Regions from separate parts of the Homo sapiens genome. Here region 2 is linked to region 1. The links are chromatin loops, found by intact Hi-C in ENCODE. Cell type or tissue: A673. All regions are shown on one strand. Links, peaks and the distances in the headings refer to the core of each region. The heading gives the core; the rest is flanking DNA.

Region 1 (9,289 bases), core at 387-8,386:
AAAAAAAAGGCAGCATGACACAGTGAATACATCCAGTATAATCCCATCCATATGAAGTTAGTAAAACTAATAGGCTCAACGTTTGGCAGAAGTGGCCCACTCTTTGCATGGTCCTATGCCGTATCTAGACCTGACAAGACTTTGTCTTCTTTCACCTCACTGAGGATGAACCCTCTGAGGACAGAGGCATTGAATGTTACAGCTGGAAAGAAGCTGATATGACATTTGTTCACTCAATCATTCATTCATTTCTCAGATACTTTTGGGGATTTACTGTGTAGGGGATCTCTGGGCTGGGAATGTGGGGGATAAGGTATCGGGGATCTTTCATAGATCTTGTCTTGGAGGAACAGGAAAAGCTGAAATGAGTTGAGTCCTAAATGGAGGAAAGGAGTGAGGGTTGAGGAAGTGCCTGGCTCTGGGCCAGAACACACCCTCAGCCCCTCTGAAAGAGGTGGAGGGGTGGGACCCACCGAAGGTGCAAGGCAGAAGAGACTCCCTGGGCCTCAGGAAGAATGGGTAGGCTACCGCAGATGAACCCAACCAGTCTCACTGACCAGTCTCTGTATTCAGTCACCTAAGGGTGGTTTATGTGCAAACAATGAATCTCAAAGGAATCAGAATTAATTAGGCTGCAGAATGTGAGAGGAAGGGCCCTGACACTGCCTGCTCCAGTGCCTTTACTTTGTGGATGAAGATACTAAGGTCCAGAGTGAAGTGGCTTTTCCAGTGTCCCCTGGATAGCTTGAGGGGAGCCCTAGGACTCGAATCCAGCTTCCTACTTCCCTTACCAGCGTTCTTCCACCCAGACACACAACGGTATTTTCCAAGATGAGTTTTTAGAATAATCAGTTTTGATGGTCATGAAATCTGGAAAAGATCTTAGTGGTAATCTGTCTAGTCCAGAGGGTCCCAAACCTGGTTGATCATCAAATCACATGAGAAATTTATTTTTAAAAATAGAAACTCTGGGAGCCCCAACCCTCAGAGACTGGGGTTTTGGGGTCTAGTAGGACTGGAATTTAGTAGGACAGGTTGGCCATGTGTTTTGTTTGCATTTTTTTTTTTTTGAGACAGAATCTCGCTGTCGCCCAGGCAGGAATGCAGTGGTGTGATCTCGGCTCACTGCAACCTCTGCCTCCCGGGCCCAAGCGATTCTTGTGCCCCTGAGTAGCTGGAATTACAGTGTGCCACTGCACCCAGCTAATTTTTGTATTTTTAGTGGAGACAGGATTTCACTATGTTGGCCAGGAGGGTATCAAACTCCTGACCTCGTGATCCGCCTGCCTCAAGCCTCCCAAAGTGCTGGGATTACAGGGGTGAGCCACCACGCCCGGCCTCCACATGTATTTTTTAAAGCTCTCACTTGCCACCCTCCACCCTCTGCTGATTCTGATGATTAGTAGGTAGGACAATCACAGACCTAGCCGACTCTGTCCAGTTGAGAGGAAGAAACTGAGGCCCAGATTAGGTGAGGTAGAGTGACTGTACAAGGTCACGTTATTCCACCACAAATTCTTCTATTGTCCAGTATAGAATTGAGCCAGCCTGCATATCTAAGAGCCTTGATATGTTAAGAGTGTTTTCTCCCAATATGGTTCTTTCAGTGAACACATTTCATTTTTTGAAGCAGGTTAAAAGATTCCCAGCCACACTGCAAGGCACTCAGATTTGTGCAATATTTACAGTGACTTTGTGGTTCACTAAACAAATTCACCTAAGCAACATGAAAGAAATCATCTTGTTTACAGTGAGATCCTGACAAAAATATGTGTAGGAAAGACAGAAAAACACACATAAACCTGGATTGCTGGGTGGGACATGATTTGCTGCCACATTCAATTTTTCTCATTAGAACTTGTTTTATTTGAGCATGACTCAGTACCCCATGTAAATGCGAGGTTGTTAATCTTATTACTATATGGAAAACAAATTAATTAGTATGCATGCTTTTGACATGAGTTTTTAGGTTGGTGTTGGAAAGATTAGGAAAATACACTCATTACTCCAAATGATATCTGATAATACACGTCTGACTTCCACTTTAAGATCTGTTCCAATATATGGGCAACAAATATAGCTAATAAAAATCAAGCTTTTGTGTTCAGCATCTAAATGTTCATGTTGACCAGATTCACACATGAATAACTGCTTGTCACTGTCCATCATCCAGACTCACCTGCAGCAGACAGCTTCTCAGTTCTCAGGTTTGAGCTCATGTCCAATATCCAAAACCAGCTGAGATGATCTCTTTTCTCTTCTTGCCTACTACATTTTATCTCTCTCTCTCCATTTTTTTTTTTTTTTTTTTTTGAGACAGTCTTGCTCTGTCGCCCCACACTGGAGTGCAGTGGTGTGATCTTGGCTCACTGTAACCTCCGCCTCCCAGGTTCAGGTGATCCTCATGCTTCAGCCACTGGAGTAGCTGCAATTACAGACGTGCACCACCACGCCTGGCTAATTTTTGTATTTTTAGGATTCACCATGTTGCCCAGGCTGGTCTTCACACTCCTGAGCTCAAGTGATGCACCCACCTCTGCTTCTCAAAATGTTGAAATTACAGGCATGAGCCACTGTTTCCAGCCAAACTTTGTATCTCTTCCCAGTGCACCTGCTCCCTTCTTTCAGCAGCCATAATGAACACACCTCATTTTTCCAGGAGACTATAAGCTCCCTGAGGGTAGAGACTATATTCCAATTAGAGATTCAAATACATATTGATCAGAATACCCCACTGCAGGAAAAATATATGAAGAACAACAAGGAAGCCCTTAAAGTACCAGTGTGGAACAATCACCAAGATATACTGTTAAGTGTACACATACCTCTGCAAGTATACAGTGACACTGATTACCAGGTAAAAAATAAGTAAATAAATAAATAAACAACACATGCTAAAAGTAAAATCTAATAAATAGGATATATTTCCTCAAAGTAAAAATAAACAAACAAGCCCAACCAAATACCCACAAAACACTAAAACTAAATAATAAAAAATTGTCATTTTGGGTAGCAGACTATGGCAAATCCTTTAATTTAAAAAAATCTGTTTCACATTAACATATTGTTACCCAGACTATTTCACCAGGGATCTCCAAAAGAAACATAAGGTATCCAGTGTTTCTCAAATGGTTCTCACTGCTTTTAAAAACTGTTCACTTAAGGACCAGGCGCAGTGGCTCACGCCTGTAATCCCAGCACTCTGGGAGGCTAAGGCAGGCGGATTGCTTGAGCTCAGGAGCTGAGAGCAGAGCCTAGGAAAGCAGTTCAAGACCAGCCTGGACTACATGGTGAAACCCCATCTCTACCAAAATGCAAAACATTAGCTGGACTTGGTGCCATTTTCCTGTAGTCCCAGCTACTCAGGAGTCTGAGATGGGAGGATCGCTTGAGCCTGGGAGGTGAGGTTGCAGTAAGCCATGACTGCCACTGCACTCCAGCCTGGGCGACAGAGTGAGACCCCATTTCAAAAAAAAAAAAAAAGAAAAGAAAAAATGCTCATTTTTGAATATCTCACAATATACAAGTTGCCCAATTATATGCTCTAGGCAACATTTTTAAAGTAGTTTTTTTTCATTATTTATTTATTTGTTTGTTTTTGAGACAGGGTCTCTGTCACCCAGGCTGGAGTGCAATGGTGCAAACATGGCTCATGGCAGCCTCAACCTCCTGGGCTCAAGTTATTCTCTTGACTCAGCCCCCCAAGTAACTGGGACTACAGGCATGCACCATCACACCCTGCTATTTTTGTGTTTTTGTAGAGACAGGGTTTCACCATTTTGCCCAGGCTTGTCTCAGCTCTTCAGCTCAAGCACATCCACCTGCTTTGGCCTCCCAAAGTGCTGGGATTACAGGTGTGAGTCATGGTACCCGGCCTAGGCACCATTTTAAACCAGAATGTAGATCCTAACTCTGCTGTCAGCTCCGTGAATGAACCTGGAAAAATCCTTTCTCTTCTTTGGGACTGTTTCTCCATCTCCATTCTCCCAGTAGAATGAGATTATCTCTGATGTTCCCTCCAGCTCTGAAAGTCACAGATTCTCTGGCAAACAAAATATATCAAAAGTCTCCTCCAAAGTAAGCCCATGATTTGAGTAGCAATTGGAGGCTGGAAGGCCTATGAGGTCTGCTGAAAAAAAGTTACAAATGTACCTGATGTGAACATGCTTTCCTAGCTTCAAAACCCAGAAGACCTTCCAGGAGGTTATAAGGAACCAATGCATCATCTTTGGTTCACAACAGTTGATGATATTACCAAAGTCTCAGCACTTCCACTTACTCACTGTCCAGCCTATTGGGAAAAACCCTGATTTGAGACTCAGTTTCCCCAGCTATAAAATGGGTATAATAATTGCTTTGCCTCATTCCCAGATTCTTGGTATAGGCACTTAATTTATGACAGCAACAGAGATAAGAGAATAGAGAGCCTGCGACAGGCTTGTCAAGCCATTTGTCAAAATGAAGTAAAAACATTGCTTATCAAGTTACATTTCATTTGTTGGTAGATTTCCCTTGGTTGTGGCAAGAGCATGGTATGAGACTATCCTCCTCATCCATTACTAGAGGCAAAGTAAATGTATAAAATCATTTGGCAAAGCGATTTGCCCATATATATCAAGAGCCATGCAAGCATTCAGGCCCTTTGACCCAGCAAAATCTAGATCTGGGGATTTTAAAGAAATGGCAAAAATAGGAGAATGTGATATGTATGAAGACATGCACTTTGGGATTATCTGTGATAGTGAAAAACGGGAGTCCTTCTAAATATATAATACTAGGGAATGATATATCCACTTAAAAGAGTATTAAGCAGCCATTAAAATATTAAAACATTTATTTTTAAATGATAATCATGAAAACCTGTGGCATTATAATGATAAACTGTCAGGTGTGAAAGCCGAATGAATGCGAGGCTGTAACTACACTCATAAATCACCTATGTAAATTTTGCCTGAAGTAAGAGGAACACTGAACAGTTCATTTGTTAGGGTGGTAGGATTATGGATAATTTTCTTTCCTTTTAATTTCCCTTATTGTTGTAACATTGCAAACTAAATAAAAATCTGGGAAAAAATACAATGAAGGCAACAGACAGGTACATTGTGTTGTATCCTTCGTAAATCCTTTCACTGAAGAACGGGATTAAATGTGCCTTACCATAGCAAATCATAAAATAAGACTCACATTTTGCATTTCCTCTAGACCCTCCTACCCTTCTGAGAATAAATTAAAATATAAACACTAGAGTTGAGTTTTTAAAATCAGGATTATCTCAGCCTGGCCACATGGCAAAACCCCGTCTCTACTAAAATTACAAAACTTAGCCAGGCGTGTTGGTGGGCGCCTATAGTCCCAGCTACTTGGGAGGCTGAGGCAGGAAAATCGTTTGAACCCGGGAAGCAGAGGTTGCAGTGAGCTGAGACTGGGACACTGCACTCCAGCCTGGGCAATAGAGCTAGAGTCCGTCTCAAAATAAATTAATTAATTTTAATTAAAAAAATAAAATAAAATCCAGGATTCTCATTATTCTATTTAAAACATATAAGGAGAGAAAATACACTTTTTTCTTCTGGATTAAGTTTCCCTGGCCAAGTTCCGTATGTCTGTTCTTCCCTATTGGCAGGTCATGGGTCCCCATTCCTACCACAGGAGTTTATCAACCTGTTGACTTTGCTCAGCTATCGCACAGATGGTGGTGAAATCATTAGATTGAAGGAAACCCAACAGTTCTTGCTTTGTGAAATGAGCATGCTATTTCTGGCCAGGCTACAAGCTCGGTCTGGTATCAGGATCTCCTGAGATGATGTGCAGGAAGGCACAGAAGTGCTTTGCAAATCCTCCAAAGCTGTGACCATCTGGATCTTTTTTCTTTAGGAGTCAATGTAACATAATGGAGGACTACAGGGATAGAGTGGACTTAGGGGAGTGGGGAGACGGGGCCTGGGTTTTAGGCAACCCGAAAGTGTTAGTGGTCAAACGATTTGTGTGGAAAATCAGACTGGCTTTCAAATTCCAGCTCTGCCATCTCCTAACTGTGTGATCCTGGGCAACTTCCCAGTGTCTGAGCCTCAGAGTTGAGGCTTCATCTGTGAAACCGGAGTACTAACAAAACCTGCTGCACAGGTTTGTTTTGAGGATGGAATATGATCATGTATGCAAAGCACAGTGCCCAGTGATGTCCAAGAGATGTCCCTTTTCTCATTAGTCTTGCCCCTCCCATGAACTCACTGTAGAACCTTTGGCAATTCTATTTCCTTCTCTGGGCCTTAGTGTCTCCATCTGCAAAATGGGAGAAGGGGAGGAGTCAACTGTCTCCCAGGGCTGTTTTAGCATATGGGCCTGTGGTTTCACAGTGGTGGTTGTAGCAATATCCTAAAGGCAAAATCCTATCTCTACAAAAAATACAAAAATTAACTGGGTATGGTGGCACATGTCTATAGTTCCAGCTATTTGAGAGGATTGCTTCCGCCTGGGGTCAAAGCTGCAGTGAACCATGATCACACCATTGCTCTCCAGCCTGGGCAACAGAGTGAGAGACCTCGTCTCAAAAGAAAAACAACAAACAAACAAACCAAAAACAGAAAAAACCATAGTGGAAGGTATAAGCCCATGTTTGCCACAATGATCATGAACTTATCATGTAGTTATGAAGACTTTTATCAAAATATTTGCCTATTATGTTAAGTCTACTCATTCTCTCATTTTAGCTTTATAACTTTAATGGAAAAAAATGTATTTTTTACCAATAAAGTAATTAAGTTACCCAAAATCAAAGCTAACTACTGCAGAATTCTAACAGACCCAACAACAACCACTAATTGAGAACCTATGACCATTACACCTCATTCAGAAGTGACCTTTTAAACCGATATTTGAGAGATAAGTAGGTGTCAGCCAGGCAAGTTGGAAATTAACTCACACAGGGGGAAAAAACCTGCATATGTGAAGACCCAGATCAAATAAAATATATATTTGAAAACCTAAAATTCAAATAGGTAACCCACTCTACTCAAATTTTAATTAGTTATCAAGTCTTGGTTGAGTGCCTAATAAACGTCAGGAATTCAGCAACTGCCTCTAGATGAGTTCTCCATCCTGTTAAATTGTATCTAAAACTGTTATGTACATGTTTTTGGGAGAAAAAGGATTTGACATAAAACAGTTAGAAGACTTACTGCCCTAAGTTGTTGAAGCCATAATTTCATTTCAATTTCAAAAGCCACTTACCTTAAGCCATTATTTCACTTCAAATCATACTATGTAAAGAGCTGTACTCTATACACAAAAACAGAATTCTAATTAAATTTACCTACGATCTGTTAGGTATCCCGTATGTGCCAAATGCTGACAAACTAAAGGGGCTGTGTTCCAAATTATACATATTGAAGGAGCTCTACGATAACATACCACAAGACTCACAAACTAGGAATATGCCATCTTCAACTCTTAAAAATGTTGTATTCTTCCATTTTCAAAACAAATATTCTTTTAAAATCCTGAACCTAGCCAGGCACGGTGGCTCACGCCTGTAATCCCAGCACTTTGGGAGGCTAAGACGGGAGGACTGCTTGAGGTTGGGAGTTCGAGCCCAGCCTGGCCAACATGGTGAAAACCGACTCTACTAAAAACTACTAAAAATACAAAAATTAGCTGGGGGTGGTGATGCATGTCTGTAATCCTAGCTATTTGGGAGGCTGAGGCAGGAGAATTGCTTGAACTCAGGAGACAGAGGTTGCAGTGAGCCGAGATCATGCCACTGCCATCCAGCCTGGGCAACAGAGCGAGACCCCATCTCAAAAAAAAAAAAAAAAAAAAAGTCCTGAGCCTAATAATTTTTTGCTAAACCTAAATCTTCAAAATTATTAAATGAGAAAGAAACATTATGACCAGGAACAAGAACAAAGCATGCTTCTGAAAGTGGAATTAGACTTTTTTATTTGTTTAAAATACATTTTAAGACTGTCAGAAGTGGGCCGGGCGCAGTGGCTCACGCCTGTAATCCCAGCACTTTGGGAGGCCGAGGCGGGCGGATCACAAGGTCAGGAGTTTGAGACCAGCCTGACCAACATGGTGAAACCCCGTCTCTACTAAAAATACAAAAATTAGCTGAGCATGGTGGCGCATGCCTGTAATCCCAGCTACTCAGAAGGCTGAGGCAGGAGAATTGCTTGAACTTGGGAGGCGGAGATTGCAGTGAGCCCAGATTGCACCACTGCACTCCAGCCTGGGCGACAGAGCAAGACTCTGTCTCAAAAAAAAAAAGATTGTCACAAGTATACTACTATTCATCAATCATTTTAAAAGAGCACATAGTATTCCACAACTTATTAAGAAAGAGGGAAGCTGGGCACAGTGGCTCATGCCTGTAATCCCAGCACTTTGGGAGGCCGAGGCACGCGGATCACCTGAGGTCGGGAGTTCGAGACCAGCCTGGCCAACATGGTGAAACCCTATCTCTACTAAAAATACAAAAAATTAGCCAGGCGTGGTGACGAGCACCTGTAATCCCAGCTACTCGGGAGGCTGAGGCAGGAGAATTGCTTGAACCTGGGAGTTAGAGGTTGCAGTGAGCCAAGGTTGCGCCACTGCACTCCAGCCTGGGCAATAAGAGCGAAACTCTGTCTAAAATAAATAAATAAATAAATAAATAAATAAATAAATAAATAAAATAAATTTAAGAAAGAGGGTACAAAGATATACAGTTTTTTGATTATATATATTTTTAAATGTAAGGACCAACCACCAATTTTCTCTTAATGGTTACCCATAAGGGGAAGAGCAGGAACAGGATGGAGACTGGACAGAAGGTTTGCCTTCTCTGAATAGATTTTATTGTGTTTTGCTGATCTGAATTTGGAAATTTATAAACATTTTACATGATTATAAAATTAAATCAAAATTTTAAGAGGTAATTCTAAAAAACAACATATCAAAAGCAAAATGAAACAAATGATCCAAGTTGATGATCTAAAGTTGATGATCTAAAGAGAGAAAATCTGAATTTAATCAAGCTTCTAGATCTAACTACCAACTCACAGGAAATAAGAGGACACTGGAACATGTGAAACAATACTACATAATTCAGACTACAGGAAATTCTAGAAGACAATCTATTTAGTACAACAAATTACAAGGAATTTAATAAAGAAGAGGTAAAAGAGAACCTATAAAGGGTACTTAAGTTATCAAACATTACAGTACATGAATTGAATCAGATTCAAATAATCTGTAAAAAAATTAGGAGCCAATCTAGAAAATCTGAACACCGGGTATATGAGGATAAAAGAAT
Region 2 (9,289 bases), core at 958-8,957, 55 kb before region 1:
GATCTCCTGACCTCATGATCCGCCCGCCTTGGCCTCCCAAAGTGCTGGGATTACAGGTGTGAGCCACTACACCCCGCCCGCCATCTTTAAATGTCTTCCAATAACCAGTGTAGCCAGAACACCCACAAATGTGGAAACAGAATATTAAATGCAATGAGGTTTGTCTTCAAATTATGTAAATTTCATGTTTTCCAAAATCCAAACATATTGCACTGATTTTCTAAAACATCTAAATTCTCTATACTTTAATAAAAATCTGAAGAAGTTAAAAGTCAAAATGCATTAAGATGATTTTACTAAATATTATCATCATTCACTTTCACTTTTAAACAATCCAACTGAGATCAGGACTCTCTAATTAACGACCGGGTGCAGTGGCTCACACCTGTAATCCCAGCATTGGGGAGGCAGAGGCAGATAGATGGCTTGAGCCTAGGAGTTCAAGACAAGCCTGGGCAACATGGCAAAACCTCGTCCCTATTTAAAAAAAAAACAAAAAACAGAAAAATCACCCAGGCATGGTGGTGTGCACCCTTAGTCCCAGCCTCTTGGGGGATAAGGTGAGAGGATTTCTTAAGCCCAGGAGGTCGGGGCTATAGTGAGCTGTGATGGCACCCCTGCACTCCAACCTAGGTGACGAAGTGACACTGTCTCAAAAAAAGCCAACAAAAAAGAATCTCTAATTAACTGATAGAGTAAATGCAATTAATGACACAGAATTCTAAACAAGCTTATATTTATACAATATTCTTGCCTACATGACACCTTGATATTCAAACAGTTCATCTCTCAAAATGGGTTAGCAATAATACAGTCAATGCAAGATGGTGGTTAAGTTCATCACATGCATTATTTCATTTCATACTCACAAACCCCAAGGTAAGCACTGTTATTTTCATTACAGGTAATAAAGAAGGAAAGAAGAGTTGACACCCCTCCACTCTCAAGAGTAATCAAGATCCCCAAAGAGCCAGGCGGAGTGGCTCATCCTGTAATTCCAGCTACTTTGGGAGGCTGAGGCGGGAGGACACTTGAGGCCAGGAGTTCTAGACCAGCCTGGGCAACAGAGTGAGACCTCATCTCTACAAAAAATCAAAAAATTAGTTGGGCATGATGGTGCATGCCTGTGGTCTCATCTACTTGGGAGGCTGAGGTGTGAGGATCACTTAGAACTTGAAGATTGAGGCTGCAATGAACCGTGATTGTACCACTGCACTCTAGCCTGGATGACAGAGCAAGACCTTGTCTCCAAAAGCAAACAAAAATTACCTATGATTTGACTCAATCCATTGAGTCAAACTATATTAAGACAAACACTGAGCACCCAGATTTTGGTTTCTAATATCATTCTCCAATTAAAGAAACCAGGACTCCTTTCAGAAATAGCTGATTCTAGGTCTGGGGAAAGAAAGAAACAAGATGAGCGGTAGCATCTTGCAGTGCCAGGAAGTAACGAAGTGCTTTAAAAAAGAAAAGAAACACTGATGACCAATATTATTGCTCCACTATCTGATGTTTAAAAAAAAAAGAAAGAAAGAAAGAAAGGCCAGGTGCAGTGGCTCATACCTTAATCCCAACATTTTGGGAGGCCGAGGCAGGAGAATCACTTGAGCTTAGGAGTTCGAGACCAGCCTGGGAAACAGAGTGAACCCTGACCCTAAAAAATAACCACAAATAATAACAACAGGCAGGGTGTGGTGGCTCACACCTGTAATCCCAGCACTTTGGTAGGCTGAGACTGGCGGATCACCTGAGGTTGGGAGTTCGAGACCAGCCTGGCCAACATGGTGAAACCCTGTGTCTACTAAAAATACCAAAATTAGCCAGGCATGGTGGCGGGCACCTATGATCCCAGCTACTTGGGAGGCTGAGGCAGGAGAATTGCTTGAACCTGGGAGGCGGAGGTTGCAGTGAACCGAGATCACACCAGTGCACTCCAGCCTGGGCAAAAGAGCAAGACTCCATCTCTAAATCAATCAATCAATCAATCAATCAATAATAATAGTAAATAAAAATAAAATTTTAAAAAATAAAATTAAGGAAAAAAGATAGGAGTATATTAAAGAAACATAGGAGCCAACTGAAAGCACTCCCAAAGGTCAAAGCTAGAACAATTTAAGCAACACAATAAAGTACTATTAAATTATAACCCAAAATGTAAAGTAAATATCCACAAGTTGATACAAATAAGAATGAATGAATGGGCAAGAACAGACAAATCACCCATAGGAAGAATTCCAAATAATTTTTATAGATATTTCACCCTCAAGAAGGTAGAGCATAACACTCTCTTCCTTAAGTATGGGCTGTGTATAGTGACTTCCTTCCAAAGAATACTGTTTGGGAAGAAGGGGGGAAAAAAGAATACCTTCACAGTAGAGAAACCAGACAAACACGACCTCAGCAAGGTAATCAAGGCTAACATCAATGACAAATCATGCTGATAGCATTTTATACTTGATGTGATAAGAATGCTACTTTATTTCTGTCTTCCTCCCAAAACCCATACATGCAGTCTAATGATAATAAAAACATCAAACAAATCCTAATTTGGGGACATTCTATAAAATACCTAACATTCCTCAAAACTGACATGGTCATCAAAAAAAAGGAAAGTCTGAGAAACTGCCACAGCCAAGAGAAGCCTAAGGAGACATGACAACTAAATGTAATGTGGTGTCCTGAACAGGATCCTAGAAAAGAAAAAGAACATTAGGTAAAAACTAAAGAAATCTGAATAATGTATGGACTTTAGTTAATAAGTCGTTAATATTGATGCATTAATTTTGACAAATGTAGCCAATTAATATAAGATGCTACTAATGGGAAAAACTGAATACAGGGCACATGACAACTCCCTGCACTATCTTTGCAATTTTTCTGTAAACCAATTTTTCTAAAATTAAAAAAAAAAACAAAAAACAGCAAACAAAACACAAATGAAGAAAGGGGGAAGTTCAAGTTTATTTTCCTACCTAATTCAAAGCAAGTTATTTAATTTTCTATAGCTATTTGGAAATCTTTCTTTAGAGCACTCCAGGGAGAGAAATTCTTTCAATCTCTTTCTACTACATACTACCATTACTGTTAGTCTGCCCTTACTGAAGCCCAGGTTGCCAGATCAGATTAGAAAACTGTTGGTCTCAATTCATTTTTTTAAAAGGAGGAAGATTTATGAGACTTTTTACTTTGTGTGAGGAAATACAATGCCAAAATAAAGAACTGCTAATGTAGCACTGAGCTACCAGAAAGTATACTAAGAAACAACCCACAGGATCTAAGTTTACATTCAGAGCTCAAAAAAGCCTCAACATCATCTTAGAGTCGAAGAAAAAAGATTTTTTTTTTCTTTGAGATGGAGTCTCACCCTGTTGTCCAGGCTGGAGTGCAGTGGCACAATCTCGGCTCACTGCAACCTCCGCCTCCCAGGTTCAAGTGATTCTCCTGCCCCAGGCTCCCAAGTAGCTGAGATTACAGGTGTGCACCACCACGTCAGGCTAATTTTTGTATTTTTAGTAGAAACAGGGTTTCACCATGTTTGCCAGGCTGGTCTCAAGCTCCTGACCTCAGGTGATCCACCTGCCTCAGGCTCCCAAAGTGCTGGAATTACAGGCGTGAGCCACCACACCCAGCCAGAAAAAGAATTTGTTACAGATTTAACATATGAAGATGATTTTATAATTGTTCATACAACCTAAGTAGCTAAGTCAAAAAGTAAAATAAAAGCTACCCTTTCCAGTGTCAGCTTTAATGTCTAAAAAACTCAAAGTAAAATGAAGTATACAGAATGATCGTTTTATATACAGAAAAGGTTTACTCTCACTGAGAAAGACTTGAAGGATTCTAGCAATTTCTTTCTGACTTCAAATGGAAAAAAGAAATAGATAAATCGGTCGGGCACGGTGGCTCACGCCTGTAATCCCAGCACTTTGGGAGGCCGAGGCGGGTGGATCACGAGGTCAGGAGATCGAGACTATCCTGGCTAACACGGTGAAACCCCGTCTCTGCTAAAAATACAAAAAAAATTAGCCGGGCGTGGTGGCAGGCGCCTGTAGTCCCAGCTACTCGGGAGGCTTAGGCAGGAGAATGGCGTAAACCCGGGAGGCGGAGCTTGCAGTGAGCTGAGATGGCTCCACTGCACTCCAGCCAGAGCAACAGAGCAAGACTCCGTCTCAAAAAAAAAAAAAAAACAAAAAAACCCCACAGAAATAGAAAAGTTATATCTCTATAAATTCCAATGCTACAGAGATTCACAGAAAACACCTGCTCAGAAAAACTGTAACTTTCTAACCTGGAAAAATATCTTCTCAAGCACAGCATATTTTGTAATATTTTACATTATTTATTACAATATTCTGTAATTTTAAAAACTCATAAAACAAACTTCATAGACATTAATTATTACTCATTAAATATGAGCTTTATAGTGTTTGTTATTGTTAAAAAACTTAAGAGGACATTTTGGCTGAACCCTTCTTTCCATGCTACACCCCTCTAGAAAAGATTTACATTTATATGTGATGCAATGCCTTCTGGGTGTTATTTTAATGTGTGATGCAAAAATATGCTTTTCTGTTCCTGTACTGAGACATAGCTGTTTCTGGCTCACATTTATTATGTGCCCTCTTCTGTGATACAATCTGACTGACCTGCAGAATACATCAAGGGCAATCACTGTCACCATAGAAAAGAACAATGGGTTAAAACAATATCCTTAGAGCAGAACTGGAATTACTATTTAAATGAAATTTCAGATTTAATATATCCAAACACTTTAAGTTAAATGCAAAAATTATGTGCTTCCACATATATATAGTTAGAGCTGATTTTGTTTACTGGTCCTCAAAATATTTGGAACCTTGTTTGACTTTCTATATTAAACCTTACGGATTCAACATCTAGAAGATCAATGAGAAAGTAAAATACTGTGGTGTACAGGTGTCCTAAAGCTCTTGTCTGTTCCTATTCCTTTCCTCTCTAACTCCCTTCTCCAACCTGATTAAAAACCTAAAAAGAGCCCAACAGAGAATCCCATGGCCACATACTGAGCATCATTGTAGTCCTAGTGATCCTCCTTTCCTTAGGAGCATTCATTTCTAAAACCTTAATGACACTCTGTCACATTCTTGTGAAAAGGAGATGAAAAACTGCCATTAAAGGCTGTGTTCATTATAATCAGTGACTTCTTAAAAATGTTTGCGTCAAGCAGTGATGTATCTTTGGGATTTCTTTCAGAGTTTGACTCTTTTAGCAGCGTCTTGATTTTTCAGGGAATTTCTGTGCACAGGAAATGAGAAATGCTTGTAATTGCTCAAAACAAAAGAGAACATGGCAACACTGCATTTATGTGTTTCCCATTTTTATTTAAAGTCTGTCAAAGCAACTTACATAGACTTTTATATAAAGGCAAGCTGACACATGAACTATTAAGAACCTCAAACAGTAATAAAATATTATCCTAAAGTAGCATATATTACATGCGAAACACTATAATAAGAATCTACAGATGAACTAGAATCATTCTATTCTATGTATAATGTGAGCAAATGTCACCTAATTTTCTCTCTGTAATCAAAATAGTCTTTTTCCCCAGTAAGAATAGTAATTCCTAGGAATTCCTCATCTTAAAAGCCTGGAGAGACTTCAAAAAATGTCTAAGGAATTGAAAGCCATGATCTAATTCTTACTTTGATCAGTTTTGTTTGTTGGGGACAGGGGGGTATTTTTTTCTGCTAAAAAAAAATAAGTGGGAAAGGAAAATATTGTTCAGTGATGTTCCCCCAAAAGTGTACAATGTTTGGGATATTCAATACAGATATTCTTAAATCTATCGTGATGAATTCACCCAATGTGAAGCCCAAATTTCTTTGGAAACACCGAACTATAAATTAAAGAGTACTTATTTATTCCTTATGAGTTTCTCCCAATTTATGGAACAAAATTCTATACCATACTGTACAAGATAATCTATGTTTAATTAACTTTAATGAAATTAAGCTATTACAAAACTATAAGCAGAAATTAACATTGGGACCACAGAAGTAATCAATTACACAAAAGCTTTGACTACTGTATAGGACACTATAGAGTAGGTTGTAACACAAACCACTTTAACGGGTCTAGTTTATGTTCAGAATGTATTTAGAACTTTTACCCTCTATTTAATAAACTCACAGTTCATTACCATTTAAAATCAAACAAACTGTGCCCATTCAGCAGCACTGCCACCAACTTAACTCCTAAATAGTGGTAACTGACAGTGAACTCTCCACTACCTTGCTGAATTGCCTTACCTCCTGAAAAAAATTTGCTACTTACATTTCTAGGCCACCTACTTTCTGCCACCAATTAGAATGTAGTTTAGACAGTGCAAAGTAACATGAAATGAGCCTAAGCCTTTGTTTCTCAAACTTAGAAAATATATAAACCCCTTAAAAAAAAAGTTCTCTTGAACATCATATCTGTCCAAAAATCCCAATGAGAAACACTGACTTAAGAAACTGAAGTCTCATCCTATAACAAATGTCTTTCATCTATGAGTTATCACTGCAAAGTGTTACCTTTATAACAGGTACGATCACTTTTTAACATCAAAATAAAAATACAAATTTAAGAAATAATTTAAGAACTAAAAAACCTTTCCCTACAAATGGACCCTAGGAGAATGAGGAACTCAGTCTAAGAAAAACCGACCTAATTCAAAATAGAATTTTAAAAGTCTGTTGTTCCTCTAAACATGATATATCCTTATCTCCCCTGACACACACCTCTACCCCTCATGAAAGCAGTATCTTTCCTCTCCTGCACCCCATGACTCTATTATGCCACTCACCTCTTACCTCTTCTATTAAGCCATAGGATCCGTGGGGTCAGGGTCTATACCTGATTCATCTTTGTAAGTACCAGCACATCTTGCACAGTGATTCACAAAAGGCCCTAGTTATTGTTGGCTAAATGAATACATATCAAATATATATTTTTGGCTATTATTTGCTGTCTCTGATTATCTATGCCTTTGTTCCCAATCAGTATCACAGAAAACCAAAAGCTTACAAATCTTTCAATTCAATGTCTACAATATACCTATAAAGTTAAAACAACAATAATACTGACAGATGCAAGTATAGATTCTTTTTTCTTCCTCAACATGAAAAAACAATTACTGACAGGATACCAGGTAAAAGTCAGCAAAAAATACAGGAATAGACATCATTATCACCAGTGCTCTTACAGAGCATCTTTATAAAATGGAGGCAAAAACTCCCTTTCAATCAACCTCCAATATGTTATAATGTAGATTTTTTTAAAAATGCAATGCTAATAAAAATTAGTTGATAAGTATTTTTCATTCAAAAGCCACAAATGTTTGATCTGCATTAAAAAGCTATTAAAAAATCAATTCTAACTTACAATTTACTCAAATACCAGTGGTTTCTTAGATGCTAATAATAAAGCACTATATGAGCTATTACTTTTATTCCTAATATGATTGACATATCTTTTATGAAAGAAAGTCATGTGCACTGCAGGAAATTTAAAAGCCCAAAATGTTAAAGCTCTGAATATAAAATTTAACTAGCAGACTGACTGAAATACTAGATCTCTATTTTTATTCTATTCACTCTTCACTCACCTTCCATTTATTTTCTTGGGATTTGTTTTTTCCCCCCACTCTTATTTTTAATTTTATGGAATAATAAGATACACCCACCTATAGCTCTACATCAGCCAATATTAGACACTTTCAAAACAGCTTGCTTGCTTTATCTCTCTTTCTGTATTTGCTAGGTATTACCTGGTTAGACAGAAAAACAAAGCATTAAATGAAAGTGGTTTTTATGGGACAAAATGTTTTTCCATTACATTACAATGTCTATTATCCTAGTGGTCTTAAAATGAAACTATATTATATTCCTAAACTTCCCTTCAACTGTTTTTGAAGTAGCATAATTTGGAGGTGTTTGGGTAGAAATTATCGGGGCTAACTTTTTAATATTGCAATTATTTATTAAATTGATATATATAATTCAATTGTTTACAACAGTTACTATCATATGAAAGATACTATAGAAACAGAAGTCCTAATGAATTATCTTTGGGATAGCCTGGTCTTCACCTATACTTACTACTGTTATTTGAATGTTAATTTCTGGACCTACTCTATTAGATAGCTAAAGTTAATTAATTCAACTTTAAGTTAAGAGAGAAGATACAAATAGTTGATGTTATTCCCTATGTTTTTAAAATATAAGGTCAATCAATATAAGTACCCACAAATTTTAAATTATTTAAATTATATGAGCATCTGACACTGAGGCAGATTTTCAACTTAACATCTATTTACTTCTTTCAGCTTCCACTGAAGTCAAACACCAAGTAATGAGAAGAGAAACAAAATTTTTAAATCTGTCCTTATCATATTACAAGCACATTAAAGACTTCTCTCTTATTTTCCAAAGAGCTTGAGAAAATGTTGAGCAGCAAAAACTGCATTATTCTCTCAAAAGAAACTACTTTCCTTTTTGATAAACAGTAAACCACATGAGGAAGTTACCACTGAATTACTTCCTGTTACTTGAAAATGTTCTAACTAATACAGCTACCACACGTTTTTAGTTTTTAAAACGAGGGTGGGATAAGTAAAGGGAGGCTTAATTATTAGACAATAATAAAGCAGGCCTAATTTACCATATGGCCAAGACAGCCATTTTTCATTTGGAGGATCTAAGTCCTTTTCAAATTATAATGAAAGAAAAATGTAGAACAATCAAACATGCAGACTTTGTAGAAAAGTGTTTCCTCAGAAAATTGGATACACAAATATCAGAAAGCAAGGGCCATCCATTCATTATGCCTGAAACCAAAGGAGGAAAAAAGCCTACATACAGAATCTGTAAGCTTCATAACTATTGGGATCGTCAAATTTTTAATATTCAATTCCATAATAAATTATTCTAGGTACCAAAAAACTACAGCAGTAAGCAAAGGACTTAATACAATGATATAATCTAAATAAGGTAAATAAGGTACACCAAAAACTCTGAGATAAATGAAGCAACTCTCGAAGAATGAGTTAAAATAGTAATCGCACTTGCTTAAATTAGTATTTATCATTTCTAATGTTTAAAATAAATAAAATACCAAGTCTGAATCAGCCTACAGGTATATTCACTTAAAGATGAATGAATGTGAAAATGTGTGTTCTACACACTTCAACAAGATATAAGACCTACTGTCCAAGATAATTATCCACTAGCAAAATAATTCCTATTTTAATTTTGGGTTATAT

What was found. Peaks named below come from ENCODE experiments on the same cell type or tissue, not always from the same donor. Only the 100,000 strongest peaks of a DNase experiment are listed, where the experiment ranks them.
Region 2: it touches region 1 in a loop (4-fold over the local background); 4 of 110 quality-filtered maps call a loop at or near these places.

The regions. Positions count from the first base shown.
Region 1 is chr9:37,089,916-37,099,204 of GRCh38, reverse strand. It overlaps the pseudogene EBLN3P. Among named protein-coding and RNA genes, the nearest start is that of ZCCHC7, 26 kb to the left of the region's middle. In A673, for the core only: no CTCF peak of the experiment used is centred there; no DNase peak of the experiment used is centred there.
Region 2 is chr9:37,145,868-37,155,156 of GRCh38, reverse strand. The region is part of intron 2 of ZCCHC7 (zinc finger CCHC-type containing 7); the gene reads right to left. Among named protein-coding and RNA genes, the nearest start is that of ZCCHC7, 30 kb to the right of the region's middle. RefSeq lists an enhancer at 4,883-5,384. In A673, for the core only: no CTCF peak of the experiment used is centred there; DNase peaks (open chromatin) are centred at 5,186 and 8,576; H3K4me3 peaks cover 655 bases; H3K27ac peaks cover 2,794 bases.